3 separate regions of the Homo sapiens genome follow, and all the other regions are linked to region 2. The links are chromatin loops, found by intact Hi-C in ENCODE. Cell type or tissue: GM12878. All regions are shown on one strand. Each heading gives the region's core, and the rest is flanking DNA. Links, peaks and the distances in the headings are about the cores only. Region 1 has its middle 34 kb from the start of TMEM230. Region 2 overlaps SLC23A2 (solute carrier family 23 member 2). Region 3 has its middle 38 kb from the start of SLC23A2.

Region 1 (9,114 bases), core at 1-8,000, 100 kb after region 2:
AATAAAAAAGGCATACAGAATGTAGGTATATACATTTATCTAAGTGCATCAACCTGTATAGTTAAAGTGGTACTTTTTTTTTTTTTTTTGAGACAAAATTTCACTCTTGTTGCCCAGGCTGGAGTGCAATGGCACGATCTCGGCTCACTGCAACCTCTACCTCCCGGGTTCAAGTGATTCTCCTGCCTCAGCCTCCTGAGTAGCTGGGATTATAGGCATACGCCACCAGGCCTGGCTAATTTTGTATTTTTAGTAGAGATGGCGTTTCTCTATGTTGATCAGGCTGGTCTCGAACTCCTGACCTTAGGTGATCCACCCGTCTCGGCCTCCCAAAGTGCTGGGATTACAGGCGTAAGCCACCGCGCCCGGCCTAAAATGGTACATTTTATGGAACACAGATAGTACTCCAGTAAAGCTGATTTAAAAGAATAAAATAAAACTAAAAAGAGGCCAGGCGCGGTGGCTCATGCCTATAATCCCAGCACTTTGGGAGGCTGAGGGTGGATGGATCACCTGAAGTCAGGAGTTTGAGACCAGCCTGGCCAACATGGTTAAACCCCATCTCTACTAAAAATACAAAAATTAGCCGGGCTTGGTGGCACACGCCTATAATCCCAGCTACTCGGGAGGATGAAGCAGGAGAATCTCTTGAACCCGTGAGGCAGAAGTTGCAGTGAGCTGAGATCGCACCACTTCACTCCAGCCTGGGCGAAAGAGAGAAACTTCGCCTCAAAAATAATAATCATAATAAATAAATAAAAATAATCTTTTTCCTATAGGGGCCCAACCTCATGACATCCTATGAAATCATGTTTTGCAATTGCTGTCAAGGTTTCTAACAATGAGACCAGGTTTAGTGGCTTACACTTGGAGGCCGAGGCAGGCAGATCACTTGAGTCCAGGAGTTTGAGACCAGCCTGGGCCACATAGCAAAACACTGTCTCTACAAAAATATATATACAAAAATTAGCTGGGCGTGGTGGTGCGCACCTGTGGTACTAGCTACTTGTGGGGCTGAGGTGGGAGGGTCGCTTGAGCTTGGGAGGTGGAGGTTGCAGTGAATTGAGATAGTGTCACTGCACTCCAACCTGGGCAACAGAGCAAGACCCTGTCTAAAAAAAAAAAAAATTGCAGCAATAGCTCAAGCACCCAAGTCCTTCACTGGACAGGAAGTGTCCTAAGGGTACTTTCTATGGTCTGGTTGTTATTGTGCCCCAGAGGATGATGTGATGCAGTGACTTGAGAGGCAAGCATTAAATGTTGTTGGCTGGGCATGGTAGCTCACGCCTGTAATCCAGCACTTTGGGAGGCCAAGGCAGGCGGATCATCTGAGGTCAGGAGTTCGAGACCATCCTGGCCAACATGGCGAAACCCCGTCTCTACTAAAAATACAAAAAATTACCCAGGCATGGTGGCGGGCGCCTGTAATCCCAGCTACTCGGGAGGCTGAGGCAGGAGAATCACTTGCACCCATGAGGTGGAGGTTGCAGTGAGCTGAGAGCGCGCCACTGCACTCCAGCCTGGCTGAAAGTGAGACTCTATCTCAAAAAAATAAATAAAATGAAATAAATAAATATCGTTGAATGGATGGACTCACCAATTTGTATTTGTCTGTTATGTAACAGGCATCTATGTATATTCTCTGTGTATACTTTGCCTGTTTATATTCTTGGATTGATATTCTTTTTTTTTTTTTTTTTTTGAGACAGAGTCTTGCTTTGTTGCCCAGGCTGGAGTGCAGTGGTACAGTCTTGGCTCACTGCAACCTCTGCCTCCTGGGTTCAAGCGATTCTCCTGCCTCAGCCTCCAGAGTAGCTGGGATTACAGGCAAGCGCCACTACACCTGGCTAATTTTTGTATTTTTAGTACAGACGGGGTTTCGCCATGTTGGCCAGGCTAGACTCGAACTCCTGACCTCAGGTGATCCACCCACCTTGGCCTCTCAAAGTGCTGGGATTACAGGTGTGAGCCACCATGCCCAGTCAATTGATATTCTTTAAATTCATTCATACATTCTTTCAACAAATATTGGCAGAGTGCAGTGGCTCACACCTGTAATCCCAGCACTTTGAGAGGCCAAGGCAGGAGGATTGCTTGAGCCCAGGAGTTCGAGATCAGCCTGGGCAACATAGTGAGACCCCATCTCTACAAAAAACAAACAAAATTAGCTGAACATGGTGGCATGTGCCTGTAGTCCCAGCTACTCGGGAAACTGAGGTGGGAGGGTCATTTGAGCTCAGGAAAGTAGAGGCTGCAGTGAGCTGAGATTGTGCCACTGCACTCCAGCCTAGGCAACAGAGCAAGACCCTGTCTCAAAAACAAAACAAAACAAAACAAAAACCAAACATTTACTGAGTCCCAGCTATCTGACAGGCTATCCTAAATGTTGAGGTTACACAGTGACCAAAATAGACAAAAATCTGGTCCTTGGCCTGGTGTGGTGGCTGACGCCTGTAATCCCAACATTTTGGGAGGTGGGTGGATCACCTGAGGTCAGGAGTTCCAGACCAGCCTGGTCAACATGGCAAAATCCCGTCTCTACTAAAAATACAAAAATTAACTGGGCATGGTGGCGCACACCTGTAATCCCAGCACTTTGGGGGGCTGAGGTGGGTGGATCACTTGAGGTCAGGAGTTCAAGACCAGCTTGACCAATATGGTGAAACTCCATCTCTACTGAAAATACAAAAATTAGCAGGGTGTGGTGGCAGGCGCCTGTAGTCCCAGCTACTTGGGTAGTTGAGGCAGGAGAATCACTTGAACCTGGGAGGCAGAGGTTGCAGTGAGCTGAGATTGCAACAGCGCACTCCAACCTGGGCAAGAGAGCAAGACTCAACTAAAAAAAAAAAAATCTGTGCCCTTGTGGATTCCATCTTACTAGGGGAAATACTTGTAAGTAAGATAAATTTGTGAAATATATACTATGATGGTAGTGAGTATTAAGGAGAAAAATGAATCAGGATCAGAGATAAGTAGCATGGGGCCTGGGGGCTTAGCTTCACTGAGGTGATATTTGTATCAACACTTCATGAATGACACACAGACATCAACCTCACTGCCCCATGGAAGTATAATCTGAGGCAGAGCAGTAGAAACTGGCTCAGGAGAAAAGGGAGGATGCAGACATGTCAATTAGACACAGCCAAAGATGCTTCATGATTTCCTGGGTGTGTGACCTGTGTAGACGCCCAGGGACCCATGCTTAGAGGGACTCTGTGCTTGATTTAATGCTCTGCTGTCACCCTCTTGAAGTTTTTAATCAGTTTTTAAACAAGGGACTGCGCATTTTCATTTGGCACTGGGCCCCACAAGTTACAAGTTATGTAGCCGGTCCTTCACTCTGTTGAATAAACAATGGCTTCTCCCTATCACCCTCTTTGGAAGCACAGATACTCCCAGCAAATGCTAATCATTCATGTTTCTAATTTCCTGGGGTGACTTGTTTTTCCTCTAACAGGTGTGAAGTATGAGATAGAGACTGTATCATCCAGGGTAGGCTGGGATATGCTGCATGACAGAAACCCCCAAATCTAGTGGCTTAACACAACAAAGGTGTACTTCACTCTCGCACTTTGTGTTCATTATGGGTCAACGCGGGGCTCTGTTGTGCATCACGATCACTCTAGGACCGTGGCAGAGGGAAAGTGAAACTGGCGGTTAGAGCCGCTACTCAGAAATGACACATATTGCTTGAACTCACATTTCCTCGCCAAGGCAAGTCATGTGGCGACGCCCTCCTTTAAGAGATGAGGAAGTTCAATCCAAACATGAGCCCACAGAACTGGGCCACTTGTCTTTTGGTGTGTTTTTTTGAGACACAGACTCTTGCTCTGTTGCCCAGGCTGGACTGCAGTGGTGTGATCATGGTTCCCTGCAGCCTCAACCTCCTGGCCTCGAGCAATCCTCCTGCCTCAGCCTTCCAAGTAGCTGGGACTACAAGCATGCACCAATGGGCCCAGCCTACATTTGTTAATTAGTTATTCCAACACTATTTATTAAACAAGCTATCCTTTCTCTGGTGATTTTAATTGCCCATTTATCACATACAAAATTTTGCTGATATTTGTGACTCTTTTTGCATAGTGTTTCTGTTCCATTGATTTTTCTTTCAATGCCTATGCAGAATCACCCTGTTTTAATTTCTGTAGGTTTATAATGCCATTTTATTTTATTGTTTTAGAGACAGGGTCTTGCCATGTTGCCCAGGCTGGCCTTGATCTCCTGGGTTCAAGGAATCCTCCTGCCTCAGCCTTCTGAGTAGCGGGACTACAGGCACAAGACAGCATGCCTGATTTGTAATGTCATTTAATATCAAAGAGGTTAAGTATTCTCAAGTTTCCCCTTTGACTTTTCCTTGGCTATTATATTAATCTTTTATTTCTAGATAGATTTCAGAACCACTTTGTTGAATTCCCCCACTCCTTCTATGTGATTTTGATTAGAATGGAATTGCATTTGTAGATGAATTTGCATTTCTTTATAATATTGAGACTTTAGGTTTTTGTTTTGTTTTTAGAGACAGCTTGCTCTGTCACCGAGGCTGGAGTGCAATGGCACAATCATAGATCACTACAGCCTCCAACTCCTGAGCTCAAGTCATCTTCCCACCTCAGCTGGGACTACAGGTGCATGCCACTGCACCCAGCTTTTACTAGTGTAATGAAATAATCTTTCCATCTCCTGGGAGAATGGTCACTCACGACTGAAATTCACTGAAATTTTTAAAAAAGAAGAAAAAAAAATTGGAAAGCCTTATTTTCTCTCTCTCCTTTCTTTTTTGAGACAGGGTCTTGCTCTGTTGTCCAGGCTGGAGTGCAGAGGTGCGATCCTGGCTCACTGCAACCTCTGCCTCCCAGGCTGAGGTGATCCTCCTGCCTCAGCTTCCCGAGTAGCTGGGACTACAGGTATGCACCCCCATACCTGGCTAACTTTTGTATTTTTAGTTTAAAAAACTGCATAGTTTTTGTTTGTTTGAAAAAAATCATTACATCTTACTGAGATACTTAAGAAGATTATTTTATAAAACTAATAAAAGCTGGGTTACTATCTTCAGTAACTTTCTATTAATTTGATCTTCAAGTATTTTGTTTTATAGTTATTGTGAATGAGACAATGTTCCTAAATGTTATTCTAGTAGAGTAGAAGTTCTCTCAATTTTGATATTATTTGTAATCATCTATCCTGCTGCTAAGCTCTCTTATTAGTGCAAACAGCTTTTTGAAAAAATCTCTGTGTCCTTAATGTAGACGCCGGAAAATAAAGAAGAAAAATCCTCTTGGTTTTTGTAAGTTGCAATTAATGTGTTCACAAATTATGATTAGTTGCTCATCTTTGTTTCTTTCCTTTTTCTTTTTGTACCAGTTTCATACTTCTCATTTCTACAGCAAGACTGAAAGTTGCTGTGTTAACTGATACAATTTAATTTCTACTGTCTTCTGTGACCCCATGACTGCTTCTCTCCAGCCTGGCAGCAGCTAGCGTGTTCAGTGCCTACTGGCTTAGGGAAGGAATGACACAGCAGAATGTAGAAAAAGGAAGTCAAGTTCTTGAAATTTTTAGTTTCTAAAGTCTTTCTGTCTTTTTTTTTTTTTGAAATGGAGTCTCAGTCTATTGCCCAAGCTGGAGTGCAGTGGCGCAATCTCGGCTCACCACAACCTCTGCCTCCCGGATTCAAGTGATTCTCCCGCCTCAGCCTCCTTAATAGCTGGGTCTACAGGCATGCGCCACCACGCCAGGCTAATTTTCACCATGTTGCCCAGGCTGGTCTCGAACTCCTGGCCTCAGGCGATCCACTCACCTTGGCCTCCCAAAGCTGGGATTGTAGGCATGAGCCACTGCACCCAGCCATCTTTCTCAGACTTGAAATAGCAGATGAGGCGAGTGACACTCTATACCAGGTTACACACTGTGGCCCCTGGACCCCTGCTGATCCATGAACTGTCTGTTACTGTCCATGATGAGTTAAGTACAGATATTGAGAACAAACATTTAGCAGCTGTTACAGCAATATGATGTTGTCACAATATCCAAGTGCATGATTGGCAGACTCATTTCATTCAACAGTGTACAGGCCAAAAAGATTAATTCATGACAATTGGAAATAAAACAAAACTGGTCTTCCATCATAGATTGTTTGATAAGTGCTTCTTTAACTAGAAGTCTCTAGATGCAGAGAAAGAGGAGAATTAGAGAGAAGCATGTGGGTTTGAATCTGAGATGTGTCCCTGCATCTTATCCCCTCCCCTAGAAGCCCAAAAAACTGCTGTAAGTGGGCGGTGGGGGATGGAAGGGGCGAGCTGCCAGCAGGAGAACAAGAGATATCCTTGACAAGCCAGAAAGCTGGAATCGGAAGGGACCCATGCCCTTTTTCTAAGTAGAGTCTGGGAAGTGGCAAGACAGTGAAAAGGCTATGGGCACAGCAGGGGAGCTGGGTCTGGCAGCCCACATGGTTCTCACGCACCCCGGCGGAGCAGCAGAACAATTTGATGTGTGTCCAGAAGGAGCCCAAAGGTAGCAAAGAACCTTGAACACTCCCACGAAGTAGGCACACACGCCACCTAAAGCTCCCACATGCCCAAATGGGGTGCAGAAGGAGCTAAGAGACACAGATCAGAAGAATGTTCATAGCTGAGAACAGGGAACAAAACCACAGCTACCTGTATCACCAGTACCCAAAGCCTAGACAAAACAAAATACATCTTAGCCAGTGTGGACACTCAAGAGTCAGATGATCCTCCTTTCTGGAGGCCTTGACACTAAATGACAGCCCTCCCTGCTTGCTGTCAGAAAGGGGAACACTCTCATTATGACGAGGAGTAAATTTCCATCACCTGGGAGAATGGTCACTCATGTTTGAAATTCACTGATTTTCTTTTTTTTCTTTTTTTTTTTTTTTTTTTAGACAGAGTCTTGCTGTGTCACCCAGGCTGGAGTGCAGTGGTGCAATCTCGGCTCACTACAACCTCTGCCTCTCGGGTTCAAGCAATTCTCCTGCCTCAGCCTCCCGGGTAGCTGGGATTACAGGCACCCACCACCACGCCTGGCTAATTTTTATGTCTTTTTTTTTCTTTTTTAGCAGAGATGTGGTTTCGCCATGTTGGCCAGGCTGGTCTCAAATAGCTGACCTCAGGTGGTCCACCTGCCTCGGCCTCCCAAAGTGCTGGGAGCCACCACGCCCAGCCATTCACTGAAATTTTTTAAAAAGAAGAAGAAAATGGGAAAGCCTTGTTTCTCTCTCTCTTTCTCTCTCTCTCTCTCTCTTTTTCGAGACAGGGTCTTGCTCTGTTGCCCAGGCTGGAGTGCAGAGGCATAATCCCGGCTCACTGCAACCTCTGCCTCCCAGGCTCAGGTGATCCTCCTGCCTCAGCCTCCCAAGTAGCTGGAACTGCAGGTGCATGCCACCATGCCTGGCTAATTTTTGTATTTTTAGTTTTTTAAAAAATAACTACATAGTTTTTGTTTGTTTTGAGACAGAGTCTTGCTCTGTTGCCCAGGCTGGAATGCAGTGGCACGATCTAGGCTCACTGCAACCTCAACCTCCTGGGCTCAAGCAATCCTCCCTATCTCAGCCTCCTGAGTAGCTGGGATTACAGGTGCCCACCACCACACCCAGCTAATTTTTGTACCATTAGTAGAGACAGGGTTTCACCATGTTGGCCAGGATGGTCTCAAACTCCTGACTCTCAAGTGATCCGCTCACCTTGGCCTCCCAAAATGCTGGGATTACAGACTTGAGCCACCATGCCCAGCCTTAAGGAAACCCTTATTTCTTGCAAGGCTATCTGTATATTGACATTCATACCTCCTTTGGCTTTGTTCAATCAAAATGATAGACGTTAGTGGGCATTTTTACCTTGTTTCTGATTTTAATGGGAAGGTATTTGGTATTTTATTATTAGTTATGGCATTTGTGATTAATTCTTCATATTGTTTTTTTTTTTTTTTTCTTTTTCAGATGGAGTTTCACTCTTGTCGCCCAGGCTGTAGTGCAATGGCGCGATCTCGGCTCATTGCAACCTCCACCTCCCGGGTTCAAGCGATTCTCCTGCCTCAGCCTCAAGAGTAGCTGGGATTACAGGCGTGCACCACCACAACTGGCTAATTTTTGTATTTTTAGTAGAGATGGGGTTTCACCACATTGGCCATGCTGGTCTCGAACTCCTGACCTCATATGAGCCGCCTGCCTCAGCTTCCCAAAGTGCTGGGATTACAGGCGTGAGCCACCGCACCCGGCCTAATTCTTCATATACTTGATGATGTTAGGGCCCATCTTTTTGAAGTTGGTTAGGGAGATTTTTTTTTTTTTTTTTTTTTTTTTAGGAGCAGAGGTTTAATAGAAGAAAGAGAAAGAAAAACAGTTCTCTCTCTCTATTGAGAGAGTGGGGACCTCTGAGAGGAAAGACCCAGCTAGGGAGTTTTAATATGCCTTTTTATTAAATCAGGAATAGCTGTCGAATTTTGTCTGATGGTTTTTTGGCTTCTATCAAGAAGAGAGTCATATGATTTTTCTCCTTCAACCTATTAGGGCACTCAAGTACACACAGATTTCCTTAATATACCTTTGACTTTGCCCATTTGTTTTAACCCACAGCTTGGTTTTATCTTATTATAATTTATTTACAATCTTAAAATCAATATTTATAAATGAAGTTGGCATGTACATTTCTTAACACATTCGTTTGGATGGGCTTTGATATAAGCATTCTACTAGGCTTGTTAAATGGACAGTGTTGCTTCTAAACTTTTCTCTTGCTTTAGATTCTAGAATGCCAAATTACCTACAGTCTTTCTTCAATGTTTAGTAGAAAATTTCCATAATATTGTTCAACTAGGTCTGAAAATTTGGAGGCATAAGATCTTTTTCTCTCTCTTTTATTTTAGGTTCAGGGAATACATGTGCAAGTTTGTTACGTGGGTAAATTATGTATCGTGGGGGTTTGGTATACTGACTATTTCGTCACCCAGGTAATGAGCATAGTACCTGAAAGGTAGTTTTTTGATCCTCACCCTCCTCCCACTCTCCACCATCAAGTAGGCCTCGGTGTCAACTGTTCCCTTCTTTGTACCCACGTGTGCTGAAGGTTTAGCTCCTGCTTGTAATAAGTGAGAATGTGT
Region 2 (10,638 bases), core at 1,115-9,114:
CTGTGCCCGGCCTTGTTTTGTTTTTAGTAGTAAGTAGAGACTTCTTTATTAGAAGTGTTTTTTGGTTTTTTTTGTTGTTGTCATTGTTTTGTTTTGAGACAGAGTTTCCCTCTTGTTACCCAGGCTGGAGTACAATGGCACAATCTCGGCTCACTGCAACCTCCTGCCTCCCAGGTTCAAGCGATTCTCCTACCTCAGCCTCCCGAATAGCTGGGATTACAGGTATGCGCCACCATGCCTGGCTAATTTTTTGTACTTTTAATAGAGACAGGGTTTCTCCATGTTGTACAGGCTGGTCTTGAACTCCGGACCTCAGGTGATCCGCCCGCCTCAGCTTCCCAAAGTGCTGGGATTCCAGGCATGAGCCACTACACCCAGCCTTTATTAGAAGTCTTAAAATTTTTTTAAAAGGAGTGATCCCCTCTAAGTATTTGTAAAAGCTCTTATAAGTGTACACAGAAAGTAAATTTTACTGCACATAAAATTTTTTTAAAACAACACTGACATAACATTTTACATCCACCATACTGAATAAATTTAGTTTTAACAAGTCAATGTATCTGACAGCATCCTTTTTTTTTTTTTTTTTTTCTTGAGGCAGGGTCTCACTCTGCCACCCAGGCTAGAGTGCGCTGGCACAATCAGAGCTCACTAAATCCTTGAACTCCTGGGCTCAAGTGATCCTCCTGTTTCAGTCTCCAGAGTAGCTGGGACTATAGGCGTGCACCACCACATCCAGAAGCAGAGTATCTGAGAGAATGTATCGGCAGATGTGAAACACTTGCGGCTTTTCTGAAGGATAATTTACCTATACATGTATCAAATTTTAAAAGGTCATGCACTGTGCCCATCACTACTACTGCTAAGATGTTTTCCCCAAGAAGAAATTTGATTGCAGTATTGCTTATAATAGCAAAAAATTAAAAATAATCAAAATGTTCATCAAGCTTTGGGGATAAGGGAAACAACAGAAGGAGGAAAAAAAGAATGCTCCTGAGTAATGTACATGTGGTTAGTCTCATTAATTAAACTGCAGAGAATGCTTGAAAAGGGGTGAGGAAACAATTCTTAAATCTCTTTCCACTCCAGGTTCCTCACGTATAAACCTCACGGAGGGCCAAGAGCAGGAGGTACTCAACAAATTTTTGCTGATAATAAAGTCAAAAGCATGAAAGAAAACTGAAAATATTTACCTCCTACTTTGTAATTAATATAAGTGGCAAGACTGTGCCTGTTTATTTTCTAGTTTAATCTACTTGCGTGGAATTTGGCCTAAAGAAGTCTATTACCTTATCATTAGCATTAACCTAACAATTCATTATTCCAAAGGTTGTGCATTTAGACCGTTCTCAACACGTAAAAAACGTACAAAGGTAAGGTCAAGTACAAAAGGGTTCTAATGCTACAGAGCTGCCAGCCCAATTCTACCATGAAGCATAACTAGCCAGGCATGGTGGCTGAAGCCTATAATCCCAGCACTTTGGGAGGTAGAGGCAGGAGGATCGCTTGAGCCCAGGAGTTGGAAACCAGCCTAGATAATATAGTGAGACCCCATCTCTAAGAAAAAAAAATTTAAAAATTAGCCAGGCACCATGGCTCACGTCTGTAGTCCCAGCTACTTGGGAAGCTGAGGTAGAAGGATCACATAAGCCCAGTAGGCCAAGGCTGCCACGAGCTGTGATCGTGCCACTGCACTCCACCCTGGGTGATAGAGCAAGAACCTGTTTCAGAAAAAGTAAGAAAAGGAAAAGGAAACACAACTGGAGATTGTGTTTTACACGCACCTAAGTGATGTGGCGTAGACCTGTCCATATGCTTTCCATTACAATTCGCTGAGTTACATTTGCTTATGCACCAAGGTCCAAGTTCAAAGCCGTATGAGAAGTCCCCGTTAGTGGAGTCAAGACCTAGCTGGAGAAAAGCAAATGGTAAATTAAAAGTAATAACAAACCTAGCAGGAGGTACTCTGCATGAATGGAGTCTATTTTTCACCCAGCCATGCCCAATCCTAGAATTTGCTCTATTACTACTTCATTTTTATGGACTGCCTCCAAGGCCCCAGCCTGTCTCTAGGCAGGGTCACAAACTGCACCCTCAATTCTTTAAAAATCCACTCTCCATTTCTACAAAGTATTTTGAAAGATAGTATTTTAGAACACCTATAAAAAAACTTTTCAGCCAGGCACAGTGGCTCACACCTGTAACCCCAGCACTTTGGTAGGTCAAGGCAGGCAGGTCACTTAAGCCCAGGAGTTCGAGACCAGCCTGAGCAATAGGGTGGTCTCTACAAAACACACACACACACACACACACACACACACACACAAATTAGCCAAGTGTGGTGGTGCACACCTGTGATCCCAGCTACTCAGGAGACTGAGAGGTGGAGAATCACCTGAGCCCAGGAGGTTGAGGTTGCAGTGAGCTGTGCAACCGCACTCCAGCTTGGATGACAGAGTGAGACTCTGTCTCAAAAATAAATAAATAAATAAAAAGCAATTTTGGGCCAGGCACGGTGGTTCACACCTGTAGGGAGGCTGGGATGGGAGGATCACTTGAGGCCAGGAGTTCAAGACCAGCCTGGGCAACATAGTGAAACCTTGTCTCTACAAAAAAAAAAAAAAAAAAATTATCTCGTCGTGGTGGCACACACCTGTAGTCACAGCTACTCAGGAGGCTGAGGCAGGAGGATTCCTTGAGCCCAGGAGGTCAAGGCTGCAGTGAGCCATGACTGTGCCACTGCAGTCCTACTTGGGCAACAGAGCAACACGCCATCTCAAAACAAAAGCAAAAAAAGTGATTTGCACTCAGTTGGGATTTCTCCATTGATAACTTTTAAACTCCATATTCCCTAGCACAGGGTCTTTGATTTAAAAAAAATAAATAAATAAGTCACTTTCTGTTAAAGCCTCTTAAAAATGTACTAGCACACGGGGAGGGTGCTTCTCAAAAAGCCGGTCACATTCTGTTTCTCAAACTGGGATATGAGCAGGTACACAGATGTTTCTTTTACTATTTATTAAACGGCTATGTTTTATCCACTCTTGTACCTATGCATATGTTCCACAATAAAGGGAACCCAGAGCCTGACTCAGTGGCTGTCTTGGGAACAGCCATCCCAGCCCCAGCCATGAGCCTGGCCCTCCCTTGTGAAGAAAAACGTGCAAGGCAACCAACAGTTTAGCCAGATTTTCACTGGAAAATCCTTATGTTGAGACATCAACTTTTACCATTTGTTCTTGGGCAAGTTAGCATCAACAATCGCCAACGGCCCCAAGTTAAATAGCACACAAATGCCATCAGACTGGTACCAGTCCAGCCTTCAAGGAACCATTAATGAGTCTTTTTTTTTTTTTTAATTTTGGAAACTAAACACTGGTCTTGTGCTATTTGGGAAAAAATACTCACTTTAAATTATTAGAACGTGAATGAAGAAATTGATGTCTTTCCCTTTCTAAAACATTTTGCATGCAAGGAAAAAAAAAGTAGTAATTTATTTCTCAAAATAAAATCTCTACACATAAATCTATCTTAAGCTATGTGGGGGTTTTTGGGGGGTTTTTTGGGGTTTTTTTGTTGTTGTTGTTGTTTTAAATGAGACAGAGTCTCGCTCTATCAGCCAGGCTGGAGTGCCGTGGCGCAATCTTGGCTCACTACAACCTCCACTCCCGGGTTCAAGCGATTCTCTTGCCTCAGCCTCCCGAGCAGCTGGGATTACAGGTGCCCGCCACCATGCCTGGCTAATTTTTTGTATTTTTAGTAGAGACACGGTTTCACCATGCTGGCCAGGCTGGTCTTGAACTCGACCTTAGGTGATCCACCCGCCTCGGCTCCCAAAGTGCTGGGATTACAGGCACAAGCCACTATGCCAAGCCTTAAGCTATGTTTATCAGAAATTTGCAATGTCAGAAGGGAGGCACAAAGGTGACATCCATCAATGTCTAGTCAAGAGGAATAATGAAAAGAACATGAGAAAAGAAAACAAGAGAGACACTTTAAAAGAATGGCTTACTTTCAGTTAAGTTATAATAACAAATACAGTTCCTTGAAAAATACAGGTTGTACAATATGTGTGGTTATGATTTCACTTTTATTAAAAGGATAATTACATAGTATGCATTTGTGTACACAGAACAGGGCTGGCAAGGATACAGATCAAACTGCTTTGAAGTGGTGGGGGGACATAAGAAAAGATCGTGTGACCTTCTCAATTTACTAAACACAAGTCTGACAAGCTAGAATTATTTTTCAACATGTGTATGCTTCTTTTGCAAATCCTTTAAAAAACTATTAATTAAAAACGGCTCCATGAGGGCAAAGTGCAAATTAACAGAATGTCATTTTTAGCTACAAATCATTGGAAAATTCTGAATGGGGAAGCGAAAGTACTATGACTCCTTAAAGACATGTTTTTGGAGAGTATTTTTCTAAGCTGAGTGGCAAGATGGCTGGAAGGACTTAACTACTGCACAGAACAAGTACTGAGACCAAACCACAGAACTGGGTCAGAGGTTTTAATACTGGGAACATGCAAATACATTTTTGAGAAAGGAATCTCTGAGGAAGGAGTTAAGAAGGAATCACGATACAAACAAAAACAAGACTGAGCTATCAGTAAGCAACCTTGAACTTCTGGCAGAGCGCTCCGCTGAATGCCCCTCCCATTCGTGGGTTCCACCGCACTCTGGAAACATGAAAACTGTCCTTTGCACGCAAGGCTACGGGGCTGAGATCAAAGCCTGGGCGCTGCGGCAGGTCAGAGGAAACATCACTTGGGACACACTCATGGCCACATGACTTTCCCCCATCAAGGCCCGCTGAACTCTCAAGAATCTGTTCACAGTGCTTCTGTTGCTTCTTAATTAGGATGTGCAAAAGTACATACTACATGCTGTGGTTTCCAGACACTGACTTCATACAGAAAACATTCAACAAAAAACTGGGGAAGAAATACTACAGAATTGCCATCTGTGTATCTTACTATGTTATTTAACATCTACCACTGACTCAACATCATTTCCTTAAAAAGGGATGTTAACTCTTCAAAAGCAGGAAGGAGAGAATGCCAGGGCCAGTATCATAACAGGCCAGAACCTTTGAACAGCCAAATCATTCTATCAATTCAGTAGATGCCAAAAAGGCTGACAAAACACTTCCTCCTGATTTAAAAAGCAAAAACCAGCCAGGCGCGGTGGTTTATGCCTGTAATCCCAGCACTTTGGGAGGCTGAGGTGGGTGGATCACCTGAGGTCAGGAGTTGGTCAGCCTGACCAACATGGAGAAACTCCATCTCTACTAAAAATACAAAATTAGCCAGGCATGGTGGCGCATGCCTGTAATTCCAGCTACTCGGGAAGGCTGAGGCAGGAGAATCGCTTGAACCCAGGAGGCGGAGGTTGCGGTGAGCCGAGATCGCGCATTGCACTCCAGCCTGGGCAAGAAGAGCGAAACTCCGTCTCAAAAAATAAAAAAAATAATAATAATAAAAATAAATAAAAAGCAAAAACCAAATATCTTCAATGCAAATTAAAAGATACTTCCTGAATATGACAAATATCTTCTGAAAACAAGGGCAAACTCAAACACTACATATTCTTCATGCTTTGGCATTTTGTTTTTTAAGTTTATTTTTAACCTTATACTACCCTTATATCCTTTATCCTTATACTATCATTCCCAATGTTTGTATTTTTTTCAAGGTCTTACAAAAGAGGCACATGTATGCACTTGAAAATCTTGATGAAATGGGCAATTTTGGGGGGAAAGCTATTTTTTCAGTGTTTTTGTTTTTGTTTTTGAGACGGAGTCTCGCTCTGTCACCTAGGCTGGAGTGCAGTAGCGTGATCTCAGCTCACTGCAACCTCCGCCTCCAGGGCTCAAGCGATTCTCCTGCCTCAGCCTCCCGAGTAGCTGGGATTGCAGGGCCCACCACCACACCTGGCTAATTTTTGTATTTTTAGTAGAGATGGGGTTTCATCATGTTGACCAGGCTGGTCTTGAACTCCTGACCTCAAGTGATCCACCCGCCTTGGTCTCCCAAAATGCTGGATTACAGGTGTGAGCCACCGTGCCTGGCCAAAAACTATTTTTTGAAAACCTGAACAAGTAACAATAAATGGAGAAAATTACAAAAGCAAATTACTCTTTTCCAAAAGGTGCTAGGCCCAGACAAATTCTTAGTTATTTCCCAGCCTTCCTCGTAAGAAATGGGAAATGAAAAAGCTTCCCAATTCCTTCTGGGAATGCAGACAAACTGACAAAGCACAACGGAAGAAAACTATGTATTTCTTCATTGGTGCAGCGGTGAGTAAGAAAAAAAGAAAAAGAAAGAATATGACGTTAACCTCACTTGCCATTCCTAGATTGTTTTTTATTACTTATTTATTTTTTGAGACAGAGTTTCACTCTGTTGCCCAGGCTGGAATGCAGTGGTGCCATCTTGGCTCACTGCAAACTCCACATCCCGGGTTCAAGCCATTCTCCTGCCTCAGCCTCCCAAGTAGCTGGGATTACGTGCACGCACCACCACGCCTGGCTAATGTTTGTATTTTTAGTAAAGACAGGGTTTCACCATGCTGGCCAGGCTGGTCTCAAACTCCTGACCTCAAGTGATCCACCTGTCTTGGCCTCCCAAAGTGCTGGGATTACGGGCGTGAGCCACCGTGCCCCGCCTGTTTTTTTTTTTTTAATTTTTGCAAATATGACATGTAAAGAATGACATCTGGTTTTGATCTTGATTTCTTTGATCCATGTGTCTACAGTTCTTTTATGAACTGTAAGTGCCTTTTACCCATTTTTTTCAGTACGTGTTTGGGTTTTTCTGATTCATTTGCAAGAGTTTCTTTCTTTCTTTTTTTTTTTTTGAGACAGAGTCTCGCTCTGTCGCCCAGGCTGGAGTGCAGTGGCGCGATCTCGGCTCACTGCAAGCTCTTCCTCCCGGGTTCACGCCTTTCTCCTGCCTCAGCCTCCCGAGTAGCTGGGATTACGGGCACCTGTCACCAGGCCCGGCTAATTTTTTATATTTTTAGTAGAGACGGGGTTTCACCGTATTAGCCAGGATGGTCTTGATCTCCTGACCTTGTGATCCACCTGCCTCGCCCTCCCAAAGTGCTGGAATTACAGGCATGAGCCACCACGCCCGGCCAAGAGTTTCTTTTTTTTTTCCTACTTTTACTTTGCTTTTTCTTTTTGCAAGAGTTTCTTATAGGTTAAGGATATTAACCCTTTGTCTACTGAAAGCATTTTCCCCAGAAAAAGCAAATGACTGCTTTTTCCATTTTGTTTATACCACTTGAAATAGAGGACATTTTTTAAGTCTCTCTTAAGTCATACTAGTATCTTTTTGCAATTTCTTCTATTACTTTTGTGCTAGAAAGTCCCTCCCCGGCCGGGCACGGTGGCTAACGCCTGTAATCCCAGCACTTTGGAAGGCCAACATGGGCGGATCACCTGAGGTCGGGAGTTCGAGACCAGCCTGGCCAACACGGTGAAACCCCATCACTACTAAAAATACAAAAATTAGCTGGGCGTGGTGGCATGCACCTGTAATCCCAGCTACTCGGGAGGCTGAGGCAAGAGAATTGCTTGAACCCGGAGGCAGAGGCTGCAGTGCGCCGAGATCATGGCATTGCACTCCAGCCTGGGGGACAAGAGCAAGACTTCATCTCAAAAAAAAAAGAGAGTCTGCCGGGCACGGTGACTCATGCCTGTAATCCCAGCACTTTGGGAGGCTGAGGCAGCAGATCATGAGGTCAAGAGATCGAGACTATCCTGGCCAACATGGTGAAACCCTGTCTCTACTAAAAATACAAAAATTAGCCAGGTGTGGTGGTACACGCCCGCCTGTAGTCCCAGCTACTCAGGAGGCTGAGGCAGGAGAATCACTTGAATCAGGGGGGCGGAGGTTGCAGTGAGCCAAGATCACACCACTGCACTTCAGCCTGGGTGGCTGAGAGAAGCTCCATCTCAAAAAAAAAATAACAAAAATGCATATCCAATGAAATCACTGTTCTAGAAAAGTAATTAGATGAATGTAATTGTACATATTTCAGTTGTAGGACAAGTAGAATCCACTATGTAAAGACTGAATGAATAAATTACGATAGCAAAACACTGTATGATAAAATACTACAGGGCCACTCTGCAGTATACTATCATGACACAGGGAAATAGTTATGATCTATTACAAAGTGGGGTGAAAAAAGGCAGAACATCTCTCTCTTTATGAACATGACTTCTTCAGCAAGATAGGCATTCTAGGACACTTACTACAATATTAACTGGATCTTCCCAGGGTTTCAGATGTAGGTGGTGTCCTATTTCTTTTTGTTTTTCTACTTTAACCATTATTAATGAACACGTATTATTATTATTTTTTTTTAATAAAGACAAGCTCTCAAGCTGGGCACCGTGGCTCATGCCTGTACTCCCAGCACTTTGGGAGGCTGAGGTGGGCAGATCACGAGGTCAGGAGTTCGAGACCAGCCTGGCCAACATGGTGAAACCCTCCCATCCCCGACTCTACTAAAAAACTACAAAAATTAGCTGGGCATGGTGGCATGCACCTGTAGTCCCAGCTACTGGGGAGGCTGAGGCAGGAGAATCACCTGAAATGGGGAGGCAGAGGCTGCAGTGAGCTGAGACTGCACCACTGCACTCCAGCCTGGGTGACAGAGCGAGACTCTGTCCCCAAAAAAAAAAAAAAGAAAAGAAAAGAGACGAGATCTCATTATGCTGCTCAGGCTGGTCTCGAACTCCTGAGCTCAAGTGATCCTCCTGCCTCAGCTTCCCTAAGTGCTAGGATTACAGGTATGAGCTACCACACCTGGCCTATTTGTGATTTTTTAAAAGCTCAAAATTCATAAATATATATGCAAGACAAGTCACTAAAAACAGTTTTGCTCAATGCCTAAGTTGTACTTATCATGAAAAAACGAAAGATACTGGTAGTGGCTCACACTGTATAATCTCACTTGAGCCAAGAAGTTCAAGACCAGCCTGGGCAACATAACAAGGGTCTCTACAAAAACAAACAAAAAAATTAAAGACACCTTTCCTAATTTACTCCCGTATTATAAACGGGATAATAAACTCCTGATTCAAGAAAAATAGGGGCTTTGTCCATCCTCCTAATTACATGAAGATCTAAGGAGTAATGCCCCGATTTACATTCCTGGCAAAATGACAAAGTTAAAAAAACACTCCCATGGCAACTATCGGTGCTAATAAGTCAAGCTCAGTTAACACAAATGGTTCTATTTTTCCCTTCATAAACTGTGCCTTTGCGTGTGAACAAGCACTGTTGACCTTCAACTAAGCTGAAAATCCTATTTTATGTCTGTTAACCCCAAAACTTTCTAAACCTCTCCAAAATGTCTAGGAGTGATCACGATTAGATAATAACCAGATTAAAGTAACTAGAGGTCAGAATTGTGAACTCAAAACGAGGACGACCTAGAAATGGCTAAGCCTGGGCAGGCTGCTTCTCCCCAGCACCCTGCTGAAAGACAGTGCTTAATGAAGGGGGTGGAAAGAATGAACAAAAGGGGCTTAGAAATCCTGCAACCTGGCCCCCCATTGGCAATGGAAGACACAGAGGGGAAACAGAGTCTTATCCCCAGTTGGAGGCAGCCCCAGAACCAGAACCCATACTGGTCTCATTTCTCCTAGAGACAGTTAAAGGGATAATGCCAGGATATGCACACAGGGCACATGTAGTACCTATTCTGAGCTGTGCTGAGCCAGATGCTGTGAAGCTACACACATTAAGCTCCCCTCCACAACCTCAAGGAGCCAACAAGACTAGCAAACCCCTAAAACCTAGCTAGGACAAGTGTTTCCAGAGAGCTGGAATACAAACGGATGCCGATTTTTAAACAAGAACCCTATAGGGTAAAATCAGAAAGAGTTATTTAAGGCTATTATCTAAGTATGATGCAAAAGTCTCCAATTTAATACTACTAGAGCAAAACTAAGAAATTAATGCAAAGGACCAGGCACGGTGGCTCACGTCTGTAAGGCTCACGTCTGTAATCCCAGTACTTTGGGAGGCTGAGGCGGGCAGATCACAAGGTCAGGAGTTCGAGACCAGCCTGGCCAACATGGCAAAACCCCATCTCTACTAAAAATACAAAAATTAGCCAAGCGTGGTGGCGTGTGCCTGTAATCCCGGCTACTCAGAAGGCTGAGGCAGGAGAATCGCTTGAACCCGGGAGGCGGAGGTTACAGTGAACCGAGATCACACCACTGCACTCCAGCCTGGGCAACAGGGTGAGACCCCCATCTCAAAAAAAAAGAAAAAGAAAAAAGAAATTAACACAAAAGAGCACCATCAACCCAACAGACATTATGTGTACCCAAAGGGTCTAAACACCAAAAGCGCCCAAACTTAAGGTTCACATTTACTGGGACAATGGGGCCAGCATGGTGGCTCATACCTATAATCCCAACACTTTGGGAAGCCCAGGCAGGAGGATGACTTGAGGCCAAGAGTTCAAGACCAGCCTGGACAACATAGAAAGACCCTGTCTCTACAAAAAAAAATGTCTAAATATATGAAAAAAATATTAAAATATAGAGACAATAATATTGGAAAATCTTCTATTCCAAATTTTACTTTTCTTTTTAATTCAAAGGTGG
Region 3 (10,638 bases), core at 1,487-9,486, 66 kb after region 2:
CTATTCAGGAGGCTGAGGCAGGAGGCTGTAGTAAGCTATGATCATGCCACTGCACTCCTGCCTGGGTGACAGAGAAAGACTCTGTCTCAAAATAAATAAACAAAAAACAAACAAAACAGGGTTTATAAGTAGTAAGAAAAGGCAGTTGGTGTCTTTTCCCCCTCTTCTGTCCTCCAGTTGTCTCCAAAATGGTGCATTTATCTTAGACAAGGTGACAGGTGGGGGGCAGGGAACGGAGGGGTGGCACAAAATGGTGCATTTGGTAAAACACTGAAGACAAGCTTACTCCAGGATAAAACTGGCAAAAGGTTGAAGACCAGGTTACTCCAAGATAAAGTTCTACCTCCTTCACCGCCTGGTCTCCAGGTCTGCATCTCCTGGTCACAGTCTCTGCAAGGTAAGCTTTTACCTTATCTCTCTGCCTGTTCCAGGGAAGCCTCCTTCCTGCCAAGTTGGTGTTCACCTTCACCTGAATTCACCCTTGTTTTCCTGCCTACCATGGGGCCATGGGGGCCCTTGTTCACTCCATCTCCTATATGCTGAGAATGCCCTTGTTTAATGAGGCTTTTTTTTTTTTTTGAGACAGGGTCTCACTCTGTTGCCCAGGCTGGAGTGCAGTGGCACTATCTTGGCTTACTGCAAACTCTGCCTCCCAGGCTCAAGTGATTCTCCTGCCTCAGCCTCCTGAGTACCTGGGATTACAGGTGTGTGCCACCACACCCAGCTAATTTTTGTATTTTTGGTGGAGATGGGGTTTTACCATGTTGGCCAGGCTGGTCTGGAACTCCTGACCTCAGGTGGTCCACCTGCCTCAGCCTCCCAAAGTGCTGGGATTGCAGGTGTGAGCCACCTTGCCCAGCTAGTTTAAAATTTTTATTTTATTTAGAGATAGGATCTTACTCTGTTGCCCAGGCTGGAGTGCAGTGGCATAATCATAGCTCACTGTAACCTTGAACTCCTGGGTTCAAGCAATCCTCCCATGTCAGCCTCCCCAGCAGGCAGGACTATGGCATGCAGCACCATACCTGGCTAATTTTTGTATTTTTGCAGAATCAGGGGTCTCACTATATGTCCAGGCTAGTCTTGAACTCCTGGCCTCAAGTGATTCTCCTGCCTTAGCCTGTCAGGGATCTGGGATTACAGGCATGAGCCATGCCCGGCCATATTTAATGGGTTTTGTTCTGTTTTTTTAAGATGGGATCTTGCTCTGTTACCCAGACTGGAGCACAGTGGTGAGATCATGGCTCACTGCAGCCTTGACCTCCTGGGCTCAAGCAGTCCTCCTGCCTCAGCCTCCCAAGTAGCTAGGACCACAGGCATGCACCATCACTTCCAGATTTTTTTTTACTTTTCTAAGAGATGGTGGGGGCAGGGAGTGGGGAGGTCTCTCCATGTTGCCCAGACTGGTCTCAAACTTCTGGCCTTAAGTGATCCTCCTGCCTCAGCTTCCCAAAGTGTTGGAATTACAGTCTAAGCTACTGTACCCAGCCAAGATATTTAAAGTGACAAAGAGATTTTTTTTGTTGTTGTTGTTTTTGTTTTTTGTTTTTTTTATTGAGACAGAGTCTCACTCTGTTGCCAGGCTGGAGTGCAGTGGTGTGATCTCAGCTCACTCACTGCAACCTCCGATTTCTGGGTTCAAGCGATTCTCCTGCCTCAGCCTCCCGAGTAGCTGGGATTACAGGCACACACCACCACACCCGGATAATTTTTGTATTTTTATTAGAGACAGGGTTTCACCATGTTGGCCAGGATGGTCTTGATCTGACCTCATGATCCACCTGCCTCAGCCTCCCAAGATGCTGGGATTACAGGCGTGAGTCACCGTGCCCGACGATAGTCTTTAATGGATGTAAGTGGGGGTATTTTGGAAATTAACAGCTCTTTTCCCATGTCTTTTTGAGGTTGTGGCTCATCAGAGACAAAAAAAAGCATCTTTTTTTAGGTTTGTTTTTTTTTTTTTTTGCCACCTGTCCTTGTTGGTCCAATCCCTACAAGAGAAGGGAAATGAGGAACTCTTCTTAAGCTTTGGACTCTGTATGGTAGACTTTACATGTGAAAAATTAGATAAAGTGAACAATTACATGGAAAAATATCATTACCAAAATTGTTCAAGAAGAAACATAGTAGGCCGGCTGTGGTGGCTCACACCTGTAATCTCAGCACTGGGAGGCTGAGGTGGGTGGATCACCTGAGGTCGGGAGTTCGAGAACAGCCTGGCCAACATGGTCAAACCCGTCTCTACTAAAAATACAAAAATTAGCTGGACATGGTGGCAGGCGCCTATAATCCCAGCTACTCAGGAGGCTGAGGCACGAGAATCGCTTGAACCCGGGAGACAGAGGAATAGAATAGACTTACATATAAGTAAAATTGAATCTGAATAAAAAATTCTAGTGAGAAAGAAAATTATAACCACAAAACACTTCACCAAGCCCAGATGTCCTCACAGGCAACTTTTATAACTTTAAGGAACAGAAAACCTCCATCTTACCCAAACTAAGAAACAAAATTCAACAACCCATGTGAATCTAGTCACTAGCTACTGTAAGGGAAATCTCACACCTAGCCAAAAACATTAAAAAAAAAAAAGTAAGAAAAGGAAACCAATAGTTCAGTTTCACCTACATAGATGCAAAAATTATGAATAAAACATTAGCTAGCCAAATACAACTATGTGTAAAACAAACATTACCAATCAGTATTTATCCCAGGAAGGCAAGGACGTTATTTTACCATTAGAAAGTAGCAACATAGTGTAATCCCAGCTATTCGGGAGGCTGAGGCAGAGAATTGCTTAAACTCTGGAGGAGGAGGTTGCAGCAGTGAGCTGAGATCGCACCACTGCACCCCAGCCTGGACAACAGAGTGAGAGTACGTCTCAAAAATAAAATAAAATAAAATAAAGTAAGTAGCAATACAGCTGGGCTTGGTGCTTTGGGCCTGTAATCCCAGCTACTCCGGAGGCTGAGGCAGGAGAATCTCTTGAACCCAGGAGGCGGAGGTTGCAGTGAGCCAAGATCACCTCACTGAGCTGTCTAGCCTGGGTGACAGAGTGAGGTTCCGTCTCAAAAAAAAGAAAAAAAAAAAAAATAGAAGCCGGGCAGGGTGGCTCATACCTGTAATCCCAGCACTTTGGGAGGCTGAGGTGGTCAGATCACCTGAGGTCACAGGTTTGAGACCAGCCTGACCAACATGTGAAACCTGATCTCTACTAAAAATACAAAATTAGTCGGGCGTGGTGGCACATGCCTGTAATCTCAGCTATTTGGGAGGCTGAGGCAGGAGAATTGCTTCAACCTGGGAGGTGGAGGTTGCGGTGAGCCGAGATCGCGCCACCGCACTGCAGCCTGGGCAACAAGAGGGAAACTCCGTCTCAAAAAAAAAAAAAAAAAAAGCAAAATAAACGCACTGCAGCCTGGGCAACAAGAGGGAAACTCCGTCTCAAAAAAAAAAAAAGAAAAATAAAAAAATAAATAAAATGTAAATCCTTTTGTACATTTTCATGGAAAACCATAAATAATATGAGAAGAAAAGCTACAAATTAAGAGATATTTGTAATGTATATAACTGAGAAAGAATTGATATCCAAAACTTTTCTTTTATTATTATTATTATTATTTTTCAAAATATTTTTAAAACCTACAAATAGGCCCAGCGTGGTGGCTCACACCTGTAATCCCAGCACTTTGGGAGGCGGAGGCAGGCAGATCACTTGAGGTCAGGAATTCCAGACCAGCCTGGCCAATATGGTGAAACACCATCTCTACTAAAAATACAAAAATTAGCAGGGCGTGATGATGGGCACCTGTAGTCCCAGCTACTTGGGAAGCTGAGGCAGGAGAATCGCTTGAACCCAGGAGGCAGAGGTTGCAGTGAGCTGAGATCATGCCACTGCACTCCAGCCTGGGCAACAGAGACTCCGTCTTAAAAAAAAAAAAAAAAAAACCCCAGAACCCCCCCCATAAAAAAAAAAAAAACCACTACAAATAATGAGAAAAGGACAAACCATCCAAAAGGAAAATGAACAAAGGAATGATTTCTATGACCAATAAACATATGAAACATATAAACAGACAAAAAGAAACTCGATCTCTGCAGTAATTAGGGAAATGTATATTAAAACACAAAGATACCATCTTACATCCTTCAGATCGGCAAATATTAGCAAGCCTGCCTATTTAATCAAAAATGCATTAGGCAGCTGGGCACGGTGGCTCATGCCCATAATCCCAGCACTTTGGGATACCAAGGTGGGAGGGGAGGACTACTTGAGCTCAGAAGTTTGAGATCAGCCTGGACAACATATTAAAACCTTGTCTCTACTAGAAATAATTTTTTTTTTTTTGAGACGGAGCCTCTCTCTCTCCCAGGCTGGGGTGCAGTGGCACGATCTCAGCTCACTACAACCTTAGCCTCCTGGGTTCAAGCGATTCTCCTGCCTCAGCCTCCCAGGTAGCTGAGATTACAGGCGTGCGCTGCCATGCCTGGCCAATTTTTTTGTATTTTAATAGAGAGGGTTTCACTGTGTTTCCCAGGCTGGTCTCTAACTCCTGAGCTCAGGCACGCCACACGCCTCGGCCTCCCAAAGTGCTGGGATTATAGGCGTAAGCCACCGCACTGGGCAGAAATAAAAATTTTTAAAAATTAGCCGGGTGTGATGGTGGGCACCTACAGTCCCAGGTATTCAGGAGGCTGAGGCAGGAGGATTGCTTGAGCCTGGGAGATCAAGGCTGTACTGAGCCGAGATCACACCCCTGCACTCCAGCCTGGGCAACAAAGTGAGACCCTGTCTCCAAAAAAAAAAAAAAAAAAAAAAAAGAAAGAAAAGAAATGCATTAGGCTACAAGCAGTAGAAGATCTAACTAAATGACTCAGACAAATAGGAAGTTCTTTTTCTCACATAACAAGTCTGTGGCCAGGCGCCGTCGTGTGAGCTTGTGGTCCCAGCTACTGAGGAGGTGGGTGGGAGAATCACCTAAACTCGGGAAGGTTTTAGCTGCAGTGAGCTGTGATCGTGCCACTGCACTCCAGCCTGGGCAACAGAGTGAGACCCTATCTCAAACACACAAACAAACAAGAATTCTGGAGGTAAGTGACGTGAGCATCGGTTCAATTGCTCAGCCACACGTTGTTGAGGTAGCTGATGTGCTCCCTGACATCTCACCCATTTTAAAGCCATAATCAGAGAAGAGCAAGACTAAGGCATCAGCATGCTTTGTCAGAAAAGCAAAAGCTTTAAATGGCTTCCAGCCAACTTTTGCTATACAAAATACTTCAAACATCCAGAAAAGAACCGAAAATGATATAACTCCCACATGTGTACCTATGATCGATTCTGAACAAACACTGATGTTTTGCCAATTGTGCTTCTATTTTTTTTCCTTAATAAAACACGAGAGACACAGTGTCCAGGATTGCATTATGTGGCCACCCCAGATGAAGGGGAGATGAGAATGTGAGTGTTCCGTTTTCTAATATGTATAATACAGGTAGGCTGGGCAGAAAGAGTTAGACAGGTATTGGGTTAGCCAGCCTACAGTGTCTAACACACCAACAAAATCAAGCATTGGAGAGCATTTGGATATGGAAGAGTGCTGAGAAGGTGTGGTGGCTCATGCCTATAATCCTAGTACTTTGGGAGGCTGAGGCAGGAGGATCACTTAAGTCCAGGAGTTTGAGAGCAGCCTGGGCAACAAAGTGAGACCTTGTCTCTACAAAAAATAAACAAAATTAGCTGGTGGTGGCACCTGCCTGTTGTCCCAGCTACTCAGGGGGCTGAGGTGGGAGGATGGCTTGAGCCTGGGAGATTGAAGCTTCAGTTAGCCATGATCATGCCACTGCGCTCCAGCCTGGGTGACAGAGAGAGATCCTGCCTCAAAAAAAAAATAAAAATAAAAAAGAGGGGCCGGGTGTGGTGGCTCAGGCCTGTAATCTTAGCACTCTTTGGGAGGCTGAGACTGGAGGATCCTTTGAGCCCAGGGGTTTGAGACCAGCCTGGGCAACATAGGGAGAACTTGTCTCTATTTAAAAAAAAAAATGCTCATACGTGGTTGGCAGGAGTGTAAATAGCCTCAACCAATTTGGAAAGCAATTTGCCAATACTAGTTAATATAACGATCTAGATAGTGGGCAACCCGGATTAGCCTTTTCCAGATATTTGCAGCTGGGAAGCTCTCATACATGTTCACAGAGATACCTGCAAATGTTCATTTCAGCTTTTTTTTTTTCAATGGCAAAAAACTGGAAATAGCCTATTTGTCCCTCAATAAGAGAACTAATAAATACATCTCACAATATACAATCAAAGGAATACTATGCAGCTATTAAAATGAGTGAACTTATCAACATGCATAAACCTTTAAGACATAATGCTGGTTAAAGAGGCAAGTTGCAGAAAGGTACATAAGGTATGGGACTATTTATGTAAAATCAAATGCACACAGAGTGACACTGTCTTTATTGATTCTTGCATTTGTAATAAAGGTGCAAACTGGGGAAGAAACACACTAACATCATAGCAGCAGCAATCTCCAGGGAAGGAAAGAGACCTGTGAGGAAAGGTGACGATGAGAGGAAGAAACTATACCTCTAATGTTGCATTAAGGAAAGAAAGGCTAGGCCCAGTGGCTTCCGCCTGTAATCCCAGCACTTTGGGAGGCCAAGGTGGGTGGATCACTTGAGGCCAGGAGTTCATGACCAGCCTGGCCAACATGGTGAAACCCCATCTGTACTAAAAATACAAACAATTTGCCGGGCATGATGGACATACCTGTGGTCCCAGCTACTCGGGAGGCTGAGGCATGAGAATCTCTTGAACCTGGGAGGCGGAGGTTGCAGTGAGCTGAGATTGCACCACTGCCCTCCAGCCTGGGTGACAGAGTGAGACTCTGCCTCTAAAGGAAGGAGAGAAGAAAATAGATCTGAAGCAAATTTATCAAAATGCTAACTTTTGCTGTATCTGTGTTGTAGGTTCCTAAGCATTTGCCATAATGTTCTCATTATTTCTTTGGCTATTTATAATACTTCATAAATTAAAAATAAAGGAAGGAGATGTGGTATTTTTTCTGAAGCAGCACTTCTCAAACTTTCATGTACAATGTATCCCCTGGGGATCTTGTTAAAATGCAGTTGCTGAGTCAGTGGCCTGGGATGGGGCCGGAGAATCTACACGCCTCACAAGCTCCTGTGTTGGGATGAAGCTGGTTCCAGGGCCCCACTTAAAGAAGCAGCCTTCCAGAGAACTCTGCCCCAGGGCTCCTGAGATGGAAGTGAAGGCCCCAGCCCAGAGGACCCTGCGTGAAGGTTCAGTGTTGGAGCCTGCAGATGCTGACAGTGCCTGCAGCTTTCCTGCCTATTTTAGGACTTGCTAGAAGCTTGGCATGTCCTAAAAACCCTTTTTCAAGAGTCTCTCCCCAGCTGCTGCTAGCGGGATTTTTTTTTTAACTCTCTATCCTATTTAACCTCCTCACTGATGACCTTTTAATGCGTAACTTTTTTTTTTTTTTTTTTTTTTGAGACGGAGTCTCGCTCTCCCAGGCTGGAGTGCAGTGGTGTGATCTCGGCTCACTGCAACCTGTGCCTCCCAGGTTCAAGCGATCTCCTGCCTCAGCCTCCCCAGTACCTAGGATTACAGGTGCGCGCCTCCAGCATAGCTAATGTTTGTATTTTTAGTAGAGACGGGGTTTCACCATGTTGGCCAGGCTGGTTATGCATAACTTTTTATCACAGATGTTTGATCTCAGTTTTAATCTTTTCAACATTTGTAAACCCTTGGTTCATTGTGCTTCTCCCTTTATTACTCTTTTTTTTTTTTTTTTTTTTTTTTTTTTGAGACGGAGTTTCGCTCTTGTTGCCCAGGCTGGAGTGCAGTGGCGCACTCTCGGTTCACTGCAATCTCCACCTCATAGGTTCAAGCGATTCTCCTGCCTCAGCCTCCTGAGTAGCTGGGATTACAGGCACACGCCACCATGCCTGGCTAATTTTTCTTTTTCTTTTTTGTATTTTTAGTAGAGATGGGGTTTCACTATGTTGGCCAGACTGGTCTTGAACTCCTGACCTCGTGATCTGCCCACCTCAGACTCCCAAAGTGCTGGGATTACAGGTGTGAGCCACCGTGCCTGGCCTAATTTTGTATTTTTAGTAGAGACGGGGTTTCTCCATGTTGGTCAGGCTGGTCTCGAACTCCTGACCTCAGGTGATCTGCTCGTCTTGGCCTCCCAAAGTGTTGGGATTATAGGCATAAGCCACCACAACCGACCTGACTGCTCATTTTTAAACTCTTGATCTGACACTGGGGGACTTTAAGCTATAATCTTGTTCTGTTTTTTTTCTTTTTCTCTTGCCTTCTATGCTTTCCATTTTATTGCTTTATTTATTTATTGAGACAGGGTCTCACTCTGGAGTGCTGGAGTATGGTGGCATGATCAGGGCTCACTGCAGCCCTGACCTCCAGGGCTCAGGGGATCCTCCCACCTCACCCTCCCAAGTAGCTGGTACTACAGGCACATACCACCATGCCCAGCTAATTTTCTAATTTTCTGTAGAGATGAGGTCTCACTGCATTGCCCAGGCTGGTCTCGAACTCCTGAGCTCAAGTGATCCTCCTGCCTTGGCCTCCCAAAGTGCTGGGATTACAGGCATGAGCCACAGCACCCAGCTTCCCTTTTTCTCTCAGGACTTATTTTCACATTGGCTGGGGTGTGGGTGGGCCGCCGCCATTTTATATTCCCAGCTTCCTTCTGGCTCCCCAGGAATCCTCAGCTGGGGTGAGGATGACACTGAACGAATCTCACATTCCCCAGGAGACTGGGAAAAACAACTGCTTCAGTTCTCTGTCGGATCACAGGCTCTAGCTTGCATATTCGATTTGCTGGGGCAGTGTTGATGTCTCCTACCCTGCAGGCCCATGTAAGAAGATGCATGTCATGAATTCCATGCACTCTTTGGATTGGGAGGCAACAAACACTGATGAGAATCAGGAGGGGCTGAAGAGGAGCCAGGGGATCTAGGGTCACCCAGACATCTCTGGGAGGCAGTTCACTCAGGGTATGGTGGTCATATCTGGGCTGCTCCATGGAGGCACTGGCATCAGGAGCTTAAAACAGACTCCTGTGTTCCCTTTTGTGCTCATCAGCAATGTCCTTGGTGCCTGGACCGGTTTAGTAGAGAAGGAGATGTTCCTGCTTTTATTTCTATTTTTTTTTAAACAAGTTTTCGCTCTGTTGTCCAGGCTGGAATGCCGTGACAAAGCCACGGCTCACTGCACCCTTGACCTCCTGGGCTCAAGCGATCCTCCCACCTCAGCCTCCTGAGTAGCTAGGACTACAGGCGCACTCTGCCACACCTGGCTAATTAAAAACAGTTATTTTGTAGAGATAGAGTCTTGCTATGTTGCCCAGGCTGGTCTTGAACTCCTGGGCTCAAGTGATATTCCTGCCTCGGTCTCTCACAGTGCTGGGGTTACAGGCATGAGCCACCATGGCCAGCTACTCCTGCCCTTTAGGTTTTGGCTCATTTCTCTTCCCCAGGGGAAACTGGGGCAGGATCATGGCAGGGCCTGGCATGCAACCCTTGCTGGCACAGCACTGTGGTAAGGGGCATGGGCTCTGAAGTTCAAGTGGAGAGAATACCCCTTATGAACTGGGTGTCCTTGGCCAGCACTTAACCTCTTTGTGCCTCAATGGCCCTCTATGAAGGATAACAGTAGACCTGTCTTGTAAGGTTATTGTGAAGTAAAACTTGTAGAATGGAGCTTGGCACAGAGTAAGCTTCAATCAATGTCAGCTCTTCATTACCCAACCTTGGCGCTGCATGACGAACACCTGTGGATGGTTAAAAACTGCACTGCAGGTTACTTCCCTCAGAGCCTCTGGGGTGGGACCCAGGCTTCCGTATTTTTTTTTAAGCCCCTTAGGTAATTTCATTGTGTGCACAGGGCTGAAAACTGCCTGAGGCTGCAGTCTCTCAAGTGCTAGTTCACACAGATATTTATTTATTTATTTTTTGAGACAGAGTTGCGCTCTTGTCATCCAGGCTGAAGTGCAATGGCGCAATTTTGGCTCACTGCAGTCTCCGCCTCCCAGGTTCAAGAGATTCTTCTTCCACAGCCTGCCGAATAGCTGGGATTACAGGTACGCGCCACCATGCCGGGCTAACTTTGTATTTTTAGTAGAGACGGGGTTTCACCATGTTTCACCATGTTGTCCAGGTTGCTCTCAAAATCCCGACCTCAGGTGATCCACCTACTTTGGCCTCCCAAAGTGCTGGGATTACAGGCATGAGCCACCATGCCCGGCCACACACAGATAAATTTAAACGTTCCCTACAGGTCTTTGTTGGGTCCTTTTGGAAGCAACTCCTGCCCCCGTGCCCCACAAAGGAGCATTTTCTTGTATGTGTCAGAATCATTTCTCTTTTCCCCTACCCCACTGCAAACCCCACCCAAGTTCAGAAGAAAAATACCTTCAAGAACTCTGACCAGATAGAGGAAAAGTGCATTGACTCAATCTACCTCCTTCCTCACTCCCTTCTTGGAGGAGGCCCCTTCCCAAAAGACCTTCCTGGAAAAATCTTCCTTTGGTGTCTCCAAGGAACTATGCTCTCCAGGGCACGCAACAACAGAGTAAGAATTCATCT

What was found. Hi-C counts contacts between places; a loop is a spot of excess contacts. Peaks named below come from ENCODE experiments on the same cell type or tissue, not always from the same donor. Only the 100,000 strongest peaks of a DNase experiment are listed, where the experiment ranks them.
Region 1: it touches region 2 in a loop (5-fold over the local background); 2 of 110 quality-filtered maps call a loop at or near these places.
Region 3: a loop joins it to region 2, with 2.4 times the contacts of the local background. A loop is called at or near these places in 4 of 110 quality-filtered maps.

Annotation. Positions count from the first base shown.
Region 1 is chr20:5,074,994-5,084,107 of GRCh38, forward strand. It overlaps a transcript of TMEM230 not described here. Among named protein-coding and RNA genes, the nearest start is that of TMEM230, 34 kb to the right of the region's middle. RefSeq lists enhancers at 3,924-3,993, 5,499-5,658, 6,779-7,279. In GM12878, for the core only: no CTCF peak of the experiment used is centred there; DNase peaks (open chromatin) are centred at 3,628 and 5,478; H3K27ac peaks cover 1,705 bases.
Region 2 is chr20:4,969,009-4,979,646 of GRCh38, forward strand. It overlaps SLC23A2 (solute carrier family 23 member 2), which reads right to left. Exons shown (of 17, transcript NM_005116.6): 2 at 1,785-1,911. Among named protein-coding and RNA genes, the nearest start is that of SLC23A2, 27 kb to the right of the region's middle. RefSeq lists enhancers at 4,114-5,313, 4,569-4,878 and a silencer at 4,301-4,501. In GM12878, for the core only: no CTCF peak of the experiment used is centred there; DNase peaks (open chromatin) are centred at 4,281 and 4,733; H3K4me3 peaks cover 1,598 bases; H3K27ac peaks cover 2,023 bases.
Region 3 is chr20:5,034,449-5,045,086 of GRCh38, forward strand. No RefSeq gene overlaps it. Among named protein-coding and RNA genes, the nearest start is that of SLC23A2, 38 kb to the left of the region's middle. In GM12878, for the core only: no CTCF peak of the experiment used is centred there; DNase peaks (open chromatin) are centred at 2,508 and 4,923.